Linked DNA regions of Homo sapiens: region 2 is linked to region 1. Evidence: read pairs that join two places in POLR2A ChIA-PET (ENCODE). Cell type or tissue: A673. All regions are shown on one strand. Each heading gives the region's core, and the rest is flanking DNA. Links, peaks and the distances in the headings are about the cores only. Region 1 overlaps TMEM236 (transmembrane protein 236). Region 2 overlaps CUBN (cubilin).

The links. ChIA-PET counts read pairs that join two places held together with the same protein. Peaks named below come from ENCODE experiments on the same cell type or tissue, not always from the same donor. Only the 100,000 strongest peaks of a DNase experiment are listed, where the experiment ranks them.
Region 2: POLR2A ChIA-PET joins it to region 1 with 5 read pairs; 1 of 35 experiments calls an interaction of 5 or more read pairs at or near these places.

The regions. Positions count from the first base shown.
Region 1 is chr10:17,776,062-17,786,407 of GRCh38, reverse strand. TMEM236 (transmembrane protein 236) reads right to left here. Exons shown (of 4, transcript NM_001098844.3): 3 at 10,238-10,346. Among named protein-coding and RNA genes, the nearest start is that of MRC1, 28 kb to the left of the region's middle. In A673, for the core only: a CTCF peak has its summit at 4,336 (motif pointing right); a DNase peak (open chromatin) is centred at 5,467; H3K27ac peaks cover 246 bases.
Region 2 is chr10:17,007,691-17,010,190 of GRCh38, reverse strand. All of the region lies in intron 28 of CUBN (cubilin), which reads left to right. Among named protein-coding and RNA genes, the nearest start is that of CUBN, 120 kb to the left of the region's middle. In A673, for the core only: no CTCF peak of the experiment used is centred there; no DNase peak of the experiment used is centred there; H3K27ac peaks cover 332 bases.

The sequences.
Region 1 (10,346 bases), core at 3,946-6,445:
CAGCATGGACAACAGAATGAGACATTGTCTCAAAAAACAGAAGAGAAAAAGAACATCCACACATTATGCAGGTGATCAGCTCTCTTTGACCTAAGATATGAAAATGTAAATATTGAAAATCAGTGACCTATGCCTTTAATGTCAAACTGGTCCATAATAATATGGAACACAAGGCTTGGTATTATAAAGTAACACATGCTGAATTCTTTTATTCCCTTATTCCTATCAGTCTCCCTGAAATATTTGTTTCCAAAGTATTCTGCGACTTGCAAGTGTCTCATTTAATATACTAAAATTATTCACAATTCTTTTGCCCACTTAGGAAAAACAAACAATTTAATGCCAAATTATTAAAATCATATAAAGCTGTCAAGATCAAAGGGAGCTTTCACTGAAAATTTTGATAGCACCTGACATTCTATGTCTGTTGGTACCCGGCTCACTCCAGTATAGCTTTTGGCCCAATCTCATGGGTCTAATCCAGACAGCTGGCACTTCATTAGAAGATATAAATCAGAAATCCTACCCTTCTCTTACCCCAGTCTAGTAGATGCCCACTTACTTCTTGAGAAGAGGAAAAAAAATCCTAGAACTAACATACTTTCCTGAAACTTCCTTCTTCTAAGTAGCAAAGGGAGGGTAGGAAAGGAAATATCCCCCCCCGGTTGGTCCCCGGACACAGTGTTCCTCATAGTCACCCCTGAGCACATTGCAAAACAACACATTATGGAAATTCAGCTCGCACTAGGGGCTCATCTTGTATAATAAGCTATTTCTTAAAAAGAACTAAAGAGGAACTCAAAATGCCATTCATTTTATTAAAAAAAAAAGCTACATCCTTTTTTTGTTTGTTTGTTTCCTTTTAATGTCTATGACATCTCTTACATGCTATTTGGTAAAAGTGTCATGAGTTACATTTCAAGGAAATTTGGAAAGCCAGTTCCCTTTAAGAATTTGGATTGGCCTGTGCTTGGATTGGCCTCTCTGCTTTTAACTTGATATTTATGACAGCTCCTAGCACTTTCTATAGTAAGAGGTTCTCAGAGTGGGCATCATAATCTATGGCGGAGCTTTAAAAAATTACAGATGCCAGGTTCTGTCTTCCAGTCTGTTGATCGCTAGGTAGAGCTCATGCATATGTATAGTGAAGACACGTTGATGATCTCTGGTGGAAACCCACGGCTAAGAGTCCCTGTATTTGTGATAACCAGTGGCCCCCGATTCAATGGCAATAGCTTAGACTTTCCATAAAAATTACTGTTGGCATTCATTTTCAGAAATTATATTCTGGTAAGTCAATACCAAGAAGAAATAACTCAGAAAGAAACAGTTCCTTTTCCTTCTTCCTTCCTGCTCTGCGAACTCCCAAATCTGGGTCAGTCCTAACGCTTCTATCTTTTCAACCTGCAAGGCCCAGATTTCTGAGCCTCAGTGAGGAAAAAAATCACATTATCTGGATTGGCCCCAGAACAAATTCCTGGTTCCAATTTCTGCTGCACACTCAACATTACTCATCCATCTGTCTCCCTATCCCTCGCCCACTTCATCTCCATTCCCCACAGCAGTTACCCCAGAGCTTCCCCATTCTTTTGGGTCCTCTCCCCTCTATCCATCTCCATTGTTCTCAGCAGAAAATTTGCTTCCTATTTCATGAAGAAATTGGGGCATTATCTGATGTAAATTCCCCTTGCTTGCTTTCTCCCTATCCACTCCTATTATTTTCCCAATTGTGAATCACCTGGGAATCACTAATTTTAAAAATTAGTAGTGCCTGGGCCTCACTCCAAAAATTATGATTTCATTAACCAGGCAGCATCCTAGGCATCAAAACTTTTAAATTTCCATAGTTGATTTTAATGTACAGCCAAGGATGAGAAGCACTGCTCTTAATTAGAGATATAAATCAGGGTCACTCAATGAGGTTTCCTTTTTTAAAATCCAAATATGCCTAATCCCATCCCCAGAGATCCTGATTCAGTTCATCTGGGGCAGCTGTGCTTGGCACTGATATTTTTAAAGCACTCTATTAAGTGCTTTTTTATATGTTGGAAACACCAGAAGAAATACAATAGAATCAGAAGTCTAAAAACTTTGCCAGCTCAGGTAAATAAACATGTTGACTATCTTGTCTAACTTATTGGTTATTTATAAATTAACCAACTTGTATCCTATAGAGAATTCAATTTTTCTTCATTAAACATTTAAATGTAAACTGCTTCGGGAAAATAATTGGTAAATAATTTTTACTTGTAGTGAAAAAAAGACTTTTTAAGCATAACTACACCATACAGAAATACTAATAGCTTGGATGACATCAAAATTTAAAATTCCCTATATGAAAAACACCATAGTAAAATTAAAAGGCAAATGAGAACCCTGAAACATACACTACACCTATGACAGGCAAAACTTAACAGCCTTACTATTTATAGAACTCATGAATCAGCAGGAAAAAAAAAGGAAGTAGAAGAAGAAAATAAAAGAAAAATGGCCATACCAACATAAAAACAGATCAAAGACCTAAATATATGATTTAAAAGAAAAATACAACTGGCCAATAAGCCTATGAGAAGAGGGCAAACACAACTACAACTACTACTATTTTGCCTACGATACTATTTTGCAAGAGAGGAAATGGAATAAATTTCCAGTGTTGCAAGGTTGTAAGGTTAAGGAGAAACAGGTATTTCTTTACGTTGCTATTTAGAGGGTAAGTTCTTTAGAGGGAGCAATTTAACTACACATATCAAAAACCTTAAAAGCTTGCACGGACTGTGAGCCGGAAGTTCTGCATCTGAACATTTGACCTAAGGAAATAGCCATCTATGCTGCTGAGGTGCCTGCAGGCACTGACTCAAGTTTCTGATATTAAAAGACCACACAGAAGGCATTGGACGAGGGCCATTGGGAGCAGATTTATTTGAAAACCTTACCCTGCCAACATCATACCGGGCACCTCTCGCTGATGTGATAGTGGAAACCGCCTCCTTTGCAGGGAGCTGAGGTTTTCCACTCAAATAGCCTGTTGACCTCACCTCTAGCCAGCCATCTCTGACCATGCGGCTCTCCCTAATGCAGCCAAACCCCTCTTGCCACACCGCACAGTACATACGATCCCATTACGGGCCCCTCGACATTCCCAGCCTGTGTAACCAGTCCCTAGTAGTCACTTTCTTCTGGCAGTGTTCTTGCTGAGGAGTCTGGGCATGAGCAGATGCTCCAGGCCTTCTGAGGACACTCTGCAATCATCATCCTGATATCATTCGGCTCCCATCCAGAGGCAGTTAACTCTCTCCATCCCCAGCTTCTGTTTTGCCAGTCACCTCACTGAGAGGTTTCTGACTCCCACACGGAGCACAGGGCGCTTTAAACACAGCCCACCTGCACTACACATGGACACGTGCTTTAACCATGACTTGTCTGCCCTGTCCAACTCAAGCACATCGCCTCAGGCATTCTAACCATATCCTTGTCCTTCTCAACCCTTTTACTTCTGAATGAGACTCATAACAGCAGGATTTATCATAGTTAAAAACTGGAACAAATCTAGTTGTTCAACAACTGGGGATCTGCTAGATATATTATCATGGCTCATTAACATAATGGAATATAATTTGACCAATAACACCTTCTACACAGTAGAAGATGTAATAATGAGGCCTGGCGCGGTGGCTCACACCTGTAATCCCAGCACTTTGGGAGGTGAGGCGGGTGGATCATTTGAGGTCAGGAGTTGAAGACCAGCCTGGCCAACACGGTGAAATCCCGTCTCTACTAAAAATACAAAAATTAGAGGGACGTGGTGGTGCACGGCTGTAGTCCCAGCTACTCGGGAGGCTGAGGCACGAGAATCGCTTAAGCCCAGGACCAGAGATTGCAGTGAGCAGAGATCATGCCACTGCACTCCAACCTGAGCAACAGAGTGAGACTGTCTCAAAATGAAACAAAATAAAACAAAAAGAAGATGTAATAATGAGAATGATGCCCACCATACATTAAGAAAAAAAGAAGAGTTGCAGAATAGGTTTTCTTAACACATGAATGTACATCAAGATGCTATCCAGTAACAAATTTCTAGTTTGTAGGGTTATGGTTGGTTTACCTTTTCTTTTTTGTTTATCTCTATTTTATAACTTTTTAAAATGAGTATGTGTTCTTTTGGAAAAATGCAACATTGGAAAGAAAAAATTCAACATGGCATGTTAAAAGGTTTATCTGTTTTTCAAAGGTGTTGAGCCTCAAGCCAGTTTGTACCCCACCAAGACGGGTCACTCTGCCTACAAAGCTGAAACTGCCCAGAGCAGCAGCAGTAGTCACAAGACCTTAGATGGGGGCTCACTTTGCCTCTAGGTGGTGCAGTCATGATTGCCAGGGAGCTGGGCCTGGAGAGAGAGTTGGCAACCTATCTATCTCTTCATAGAAATGGTAGTGTCCTAGAAACAGGTGCGGTTACAATGCTGAATGAAGCCCTAGGTTAATGATTTTTAAACATTTAGCAGAGGAAGCTTTTTTTTCCCCCAAATGAAATCTCACATAAAACATCAACTCTTAAACACACAAAAATATTGTTGATCATGATGAAGCTCTCCCTTCTCCCAAACACACACATACAACACACACACGCATGCAAATTTTCTTTCCTTTTTTTTTTTTTTTTTTTTTGAGACAGAGGTATGTTCTATCACCCAGGCTGGAGTGCAGTGGTACCATCTCAGCTCACTGCAATCTCCGCCTCCTGGGTTCAAGCGATTCTTCTGCCTCAGCCTCCCCAGTAGCTGGTATTACAGGCGCATGCCACCACGGCCAACCAATTTTTATATTTTTAGTAGAAACGGGGTTTCACCATGTTGGCCAGGCTGGTCTCAAACTCCTGACCTCAGGTGATCCCCCCCACCCCCAACCTCAGCCCCACAAAGTGCTGGGATTACAGGCGTGAGCCACCACGCCGGGCTGCATGCAAATTTTTAGTCACTCTTGAAGTAACATTGTAGGTTTCTGAAATGACAATTTGATGAACAGTAGTCAGTTTTAAGAAGGAAACTTGCCTCCCAGCACCAGGTTTGTTGATTCAAGGTGTGAAATCCAACCAAGCTTAATTTTGATATAGGAGTTAAGAAGAAATTATTTAGGCAGATATGAGGGTACGGGAGTCCTTGGTAAGGTTTTCCTTTTAATGAAAAGCACTCCCAAATCATTTTCTAACAAACAGCAGCCTGTAAAATCGAGCTGCAGACACAGACAAGCAAGCTGGAAGCGTGTACAGGTGAATGCTGGCAGCTGTGCCAATAGGAAAAGGCCACCTGGGACTAGGCATGGTCAAAATGGTGGCTCCATCTTCCCTTCTCTTTGCCAGCTGCATGTACAGTGAGGAGCAGGCAACATGGCACCAGCCAAGTGGAAAGTCCATTTGCATAATAAGATTACGGTGGGGTGACCAGCCTTTTCTGGGTGCTATGTAAACATCACACCCAGTCCAACCAATCTCTGAGCCCTATGTAAATCAGACACCACCTCCTAAAGCCTGTCTATAAAACCCGGTGCACTCTGTCATGGCTGGAATTCCCATTTAGGAGCCCCTCTGTCTCGAAAGAGAGAGAGCTGCTCTCCTTTCTTTCTTTTGTCTATTAAACCTCCGCTCCTAAACTCACTCCTTGTGTGTGTCCATGTCCTTAATCTTCTTGGCACAAGATGACGAACCTTGGGTATCTACCCCAGACAACAACACTGCTTCATTTTCACTTCCCAAACATGGCCATTTGCTACATACACGCCTTAGTTCTTGGAGGCCCAACCTTTCTTCTATGTAGAAAGCTTTCTTTACCATGTCTACCTACAAACTCCTGCAAACCCAAGATCTTCCCTTTAGTCTTCTCTTACCTTCATCACCTTAGATAAAATGAAGTTTTCCTTCATCTGTGGCACCATAGTACTTTAGCTATTAAAATCTATTGTAGCACTTTGTAACAGCATGTCTGGCCTGGGCTGCAAGTCCTATTCAAATGAGTCTTGAAGGTAGGACTGAAAACTCTCTCTCTAATCATGGACACTTTCATAGGTCTGTTTGCACCCACTGGTTTTGATGGGGGTTAAGGAATCTAGGTAGTGACAAGGAGAGGACTCTAACGATGGCAAGGATTGAGGTTCAGGCAATATAGCTAAGCCTGATTTGAGGATCTATGAGACCCCCATGGAGAAAAGCTGCCTCAAAGGAGTCTGGCTCTGCCACATTCAGCCACGAGTTCTATAAGTGGGAGGGGAAATGGTGGTTTCCAGGGGAGTAGAATGGCCACTACCTGAAATCACTGAAGCCCAGCCAATTTGTTGGTACATATACACTCTAAGGGCTAAAAGGCTGTTGTTTCCAAGAAAAAAACAGTTATTATAGTGCTCTGCCTGAAACCTCTTTAGAAAACTAGAACTCGGTGGCAGGAAGCCAATATTCCCACTAGCAGAAGAAAGGAAGTCAGTCTAAAGCACCAGCAAAACATCCACCAATATCCCAGACACAAGCAACAGCAGCACCAACAGCATTTAGAGCAGAGCCGAGCAGGAGTGGTAGAAAATAGCATGCTGAGGGGTTTGCACGTGAGAGTGAAAAGCTGAGTGCAAAGCAGATGCAGCAAGGTAGTCAGGGGTCTGGACCAACAAATAAGGGCACAGGAGACCCACTGTGGGTCTGGTTTAAAACAGCAGCAGCAGGTGGACACGGTGGCTCATGCCTATAAACCCAGTGCTTTGGGAAGCTGTGGCAAGCAGATCACTTGAGGTCAGGAGTTCAAGACCAGCCTGGCCAACAGGGTGAAACCCCATCTCTACTAAAAATACAAAAATTAGCCAGGCATGGTGGTGCCCTCCTGTATTCCCAGCTACTTGGGAGGCTGAGGCAGGAGGATCAAGACTCTGTCTCAAAAAATTAATTAATTAACTAATTAATTAAATGGGAGCAGAAAAAAGACAGTGAAGAAGAGGAGATGAAAGTCCTCTTCTTTACTGTTGAGCCTCAAACCAGTGTGTACCCCACCAAGATGGGTCACTCTGCCTACAAAGCTGAAATTGCCCAGAGCAGCAGCAGCAATCACAAGACCTTAGATGGGGGCTCACTTTGCTTCTAGGTGGTTCAAGGTCATGATTGCCAGGGAGCTGGGCCTGGAGTGAGAGCTGGCAACCTATCTATCTCTCCGTAAAAATGGTAATGTCCTAGAAACAGGTATGGTTGCAATGCTAAATGAGCGTTAATACATGGGATTCAGTTAGCAAAATTCAAATGGAAGCATTAAGGTGCGCTCATTTGTACCCACAGGCTATCCTTTGTATTCTTGTTATTTCTGCACGGGACTGGGGATTGGCATTCCTAGGTACCACGTACATCTGTGAGACTGCCGTGCTACAGAGATCCACGCGTCAGAAAAATGCTCCCATGCACTGCTCTACCTCCATGAAACGATGCACTTAGAAGCTGTTGCATGATAATTACTTGATACTGAGAGATTTCCACTGGTAATACGAAGTTAGTAGAAAGGATTCCTTGGTCCGGTGAAGACTGCTTTAAGCATAAGCATATTTTGTCAGCAGAATAACTTATTTAAAATTTTGGAAAAAGAAAAGCTACACAAAGATAAAAGTTTTGTAGCTTGGAATGAAGATGGTTAGGATGCTGTGAGAGTGTCCATAAATCAAAACGTTGTAGATTATGTTGGTTTCATCTAGCATAAAGTCCAAACTGCTGCTAGCTGACAGACATGTATGCATTTCAGACTATCTGGAAAGAGCAAAGAACATATTCACTTTTCCCACATTTCCTAAAGGGAGCCAAATTATTCTAGATCTTGTTCATCCCCCGCCTCTAGTCAATTTTTTTTACTTGCAAGTATCACCTGTAGTGAAACCATATTTATGGTATATTTGCTTAGGTTCAGATTTATGTATTTAAGATTTACATGTTAATGTATTCATATATTAATTCATGTTCCAAGTAATAAATGAGAAAACCTCATGGATTCAAAATTTACATAATTTATATCATTAATTTCATGTTAAAATGAGTGTAGGAGACAATTTGGGTTCAAGGTCTTTGCATACAAATTAAAAGCATGTATGATTCATATTTACAAAGGCATTTCAAGTGACTGCTAGTTTTTTTAAGTGTGAATTTATTAAACGGTGGAACTATCAAACCAGACACTAATCTTCCTAAATTTGGACGGAGAACAGCTCAAGAAGGAGGCTCTTCAAGTGAGAAGCAGTTGTACAAATTGTGCTAGAGTCTTCTCCCCCAGATCTACTTCTTCTTTAGATGTCTTATTTCAATTCTCAGTGTCATTATTGAAGTTATGGATGCAAGGAAATTCCCCTTTAAAAACCCAACTAATGGCCAGCCACGGTGGCTCACACCTGTAATCCCAGCACTTTGGGAGGCCCAGGTGGGTGGATCACCTGAGGTCAGGAGTTCGAGACCAGCCTGGCCAACATGATGAAACCCTGTCTCTACTAAAAATACAAAAATTAGCCACGCATGGTGGCACATGCCTGCAATCCCAGCTACTCGGGAGGCTGAGGCAGGAGAATTGCTTAAACCCAGGAGGCAGAGGTTGCAGCGAGCAGAGGTCATGCCGCTGCATTCCAGAGCAAGACTCCGTCTCAAAAACAAAACAAAACAAAACAAAAAAACAACTCATCACTAACAAAAATAAAATGTTATTAACTTATTCCCAAAAAGATACACGTGTCTTTCTTTTTTAAAAAGACCTTTTAACTTGGACAGGAAATTTATATTAATATGGAAAATACAGAGTCATCAGAAACCATCCAATTTAACGCTGGGTGCAGCCGTGCACAGCTAGAATCCCAGCTACTCAGGAGGCTGATGCAGGAGGATCTCCTGAGCTCAAGAACTCTAGGTCAGCCTAGGCAACATAGCAAGACCCCAGCTCAAATTGAAAAAAAAATTATATTTAAAAATAGATTTGCATTTTTAAGGAATCTAGAGATGTAGCAAAGGATTTGGAGATTCCCAACTCTCCTGAGTTTAAGACAAATACGCTTGACTCTGGAGGGCAGATGTGACTTGGGTGTGCTTTCCACTCAACAGATGGCCCCGGCTGCCATCTTATCCACCTACATGTCACCTGTGTTATGTTAGCCATAACAGACCGTCATCTCCCACCCGAGGATGAAGTACAAAGTGACAGGCTCAGATTCTCCAACTTCCTAGTGGCCTCCACCTCAGTTTTGCTTTCCATCTGAGCAGCAAGAGTGACTGGAAGGTACTGATATCTGACCCATAAATGACTGACGAGCCCCAGTGGTGACCCCGTCACTCTGAAGCTGTCTCCTGAGGCTCACTCAGTTGACTCCATTCACCCCATCAGAAAACAACCTGACAAACCTTACCCATTTCAAATGCACAACATGACAAAATCTTAGCCACACAGTAACTAGCATACAAATATTGCCAATTAAACACAGATACTACCGCAAGAAATTTAATGAAAGCTGGAGTAATTTACGACTAAATAAATAAAATATTCCATTAACAAAATATCTTTTTGTAAGGGCCAATCTGTATTTAGTTTCAACTCATCACTTTGGAGGAGATGTGACACATCTTGTTGAGTTTTCTTTAAATTTTATTTTTTTATAGGGATGGTGTCTTGCTATGTTGCTCAGGCTGGTCTCAAACTCCTGAGCTCATGCCATCTTCCCATCCTGGCCTCCAAAAATGCTGGGATTACAGGTGTGAGCCACTGCACCCAGCCATATCTTGGTTTTATTAGTGTGATCTTTGGCATTTTTATAATTCACAATTAAAAACACATGATTATCTAGGACACAACTACCACAGTCATATTAATTCCTGTAGTAAAAGTCTCCAAACTAAGCTTTTTATTAATCCATTTAAACATAAGCTTTAAGAGACTTCCTAGAAAAATATACATCTATAATAATTTACTTGGATAATTTCTTGCTGGAATAAACATTAAGGTTTTTGGTATTAACTATTTGATAATTTTTAATTTATCAGTACTACTAAAATGCGAATAGCAAACAAAAGCAGCTATCTAGCTATCAAGGTAGGTTTAAAAATAATTATGTTTAGATATCTTCATTTGCAATCTTCTATCAGTAATGTTAGCCCTAAGAAAAGGTATCATTAAACATGTTGTCAGATAACACAGTGGCAGAAATGTGAAAAATATATCAAACTTTAAAAAATATTCACATTTAAAAGAACACTTACTCTTTTGACTCCCTCTAAGAGGATATATCCTGAGTTTTTCAATAATATCAACCATGATCAGGGATAACAGAACCAGAGATACGGGCAGGTCAGGTAACATATCAGGTAA
Region 2 (2,500 bases), core at 1-2,500, 770 kb after region 1:
AATGGCCCAGAATTTCAAGGGCTGGGGCATTCTCCAGAGCATACGTGCTACCCAGATGCTCCTGTGCACATGAACCCTGGGGATCTTGTTGGATAGAGGATGGGGTCTGGGGCAAGGCCCGTGAATCTGCATTTCTAACAAGCTCCCGGGTAATGCTGCTGGTGCTGCTCTATGGACCGCTCTGAGGAACAAGGTGAGAGCAAGTGTTGAGACTGGAGAAATGAGATGGTAGAAAGACAGTATCCCTAGAGACTGGAGAATCCTTCTGAGATGTTGAAAGGGCACATTGTACTGTTTGTTTTAATGACAGTAGGATAATAGCAAGATCTAAAGCAGAGAGAACTTTCCCCCAGGGACAGAAGTGTAGAAGGTAAGAAATGTTAACCAGGAAGCCTGGGCTCAGGGCCCTGGAGAGTGTTCTCAGTCCTAGATGCACCATTGGAATTGCCTGGGAGTTTTAAAAAGTGCCCATGCCTGGGTTCCAATATCCAGAGACAGGATTCAGTTGGTCTGCAGTGGGGCCCTGACTATTGCTAATTTCTAAATGCTCCTTAAGTGATTCATCCGTACAGTCAGGATGGAGAGTTTGGGAGGGCAGTGATTTTGCTGATTACTTTCTCCTAAGTGGCTGCTTCCTCTCCCCTCCAGGCTGTTCTAGCCTTACTAGCCCAAGGCCACTCTAAGGAGCTTGATTGAACGGTCATGGCAGGCTGTGCCCAGATTACTGTATCAATGGGCTCTTCCAGCCAATGTGCTGAATATTCTGGTGAAATCTCTGAGTTTTATGTTGGGAACATTTTTTTCTACCAGTTCTACTTGGAATCTGTCTTCCTTTGGGAGAGTCAAAGGCACCCTCTGTCTATTCTGCTTTCCTGTTTACTATTTCAAAACTTTCTCCCAGTTGCTGGAAACTTGGAGCCAGAGTTATGCAACAAAATGTTGCCAGCTGGGACCAGAACCGAAATATAAAATTGTTTTTTAACTCTGTGCTGCTCACAATATGTAAATTATACTTGGGAGGAAACTTCTGGAAAGGAATTTTTAGTCATTTAGATCTGTGCAAAATTGACTATCATATTCTACAGGTATGCAATGCCACAGGTACACAGAGTTCAATACTCTGCATCTGAAGTAGGTCTTTAGTTTGAGATAACCTGAGAAGGGGAGCCCACAGAGAGGGCGAGCTCTTCCATGGGAGAGGTCCCGCCATTTTTGATCCATTGGAGTTAAATGCAAGACGTAAATCATGATGTATCATTCACGCATTTGTTCATTCCACAGACACTAAGGATGTCTTTTGTGCCAGGTACTGTGCTGAGACGGGGGACACAGAGTGACTCAGACCAGCAGGCCTGGTTTCTACTCTACAGAGCTAGGCTAGGTGGGAGAAGCAGACATCACGCAAAAACACACTTAAATAAATAGAAAATCAAAACCATGAGTAGTGCCAAGCGGGCACACACAGGGCATCTGACTTGGGCCCAGCAGGAGGTCAGGGATGATCTCCACGCAAATGAGACCTCTGAACCAAAACCTAAAAAATAAGCAGGAGTTAACTAGGCAAGCAGGATAAGGAAAAGGATTCCAGGTAGAAGAAAGACCCTGTGATAGGAGGGAGTGGGGAGAGCCCGAGGGACCTGAGAAGTCAAGAGGATGGAACTGAGTCGAAGAGAAACAGCGCTGCCAAGGTGGCTGCAGAGCTAAGCACATAATGTGGCTAAGCGCGCACACACACACACACACACACACACACACACACACGAGCAGGGATTCTGCAGCCATGGGGCCAAAATAAATTTAAAAATTACTCTCAATGCTCAAGACACACACACACACCACACACACACACACACACGGGGAGGGACTCTACAGCCACAGGACTAAATAAATGTAAAAATTACTCTCAGTGCTCAAGAGACACACCACACACACACACACACACACACACACACCACACACGGGCAGGGACTCTACAGCCATGGGGCTAAATAAATGTAAAAATTACTCTCAATGCTCAAGTGTAATTGTAATTTTTTTTTTGAGACGAGGTGTCATTCTATTTCCCAGGCTAGAGTGCAGTGGCGCAATCTCAGCTCACTGCAGCCTCAGCCTTTTGATAAGGTGATCCTCCCACCTCATCCTCTTGAGTAGCTGGGACTACAGGGGTGCACCACTTCACCCAGTTAACTTTTGTATTTTTTGTAGAGATAGGGTTTCTCTGTTTTCCAGGCTGGTCTCAAACTCCTGAGCTAAGCAATTTGCTTGCTTCGGCCTCTCAAAATGCTGGGATTACAGGCATGAGCCACTGAGCTGGTCATAACATTCTTAAATGCATTTGTGTGAGTGTGTGTAACATATCAGAAGGAAAATAATTAGAAAGGCTTCTCCTTGCACAGCCCCGCAAGGGATGTTCTCAGAATCAGGTGGAGGGCTCAGGACAGCCCCGCTAACGCTGGTCCTGGAGTTGCTCTTCGTGCCCTGGCCAGGTCAAGTGGCTTTA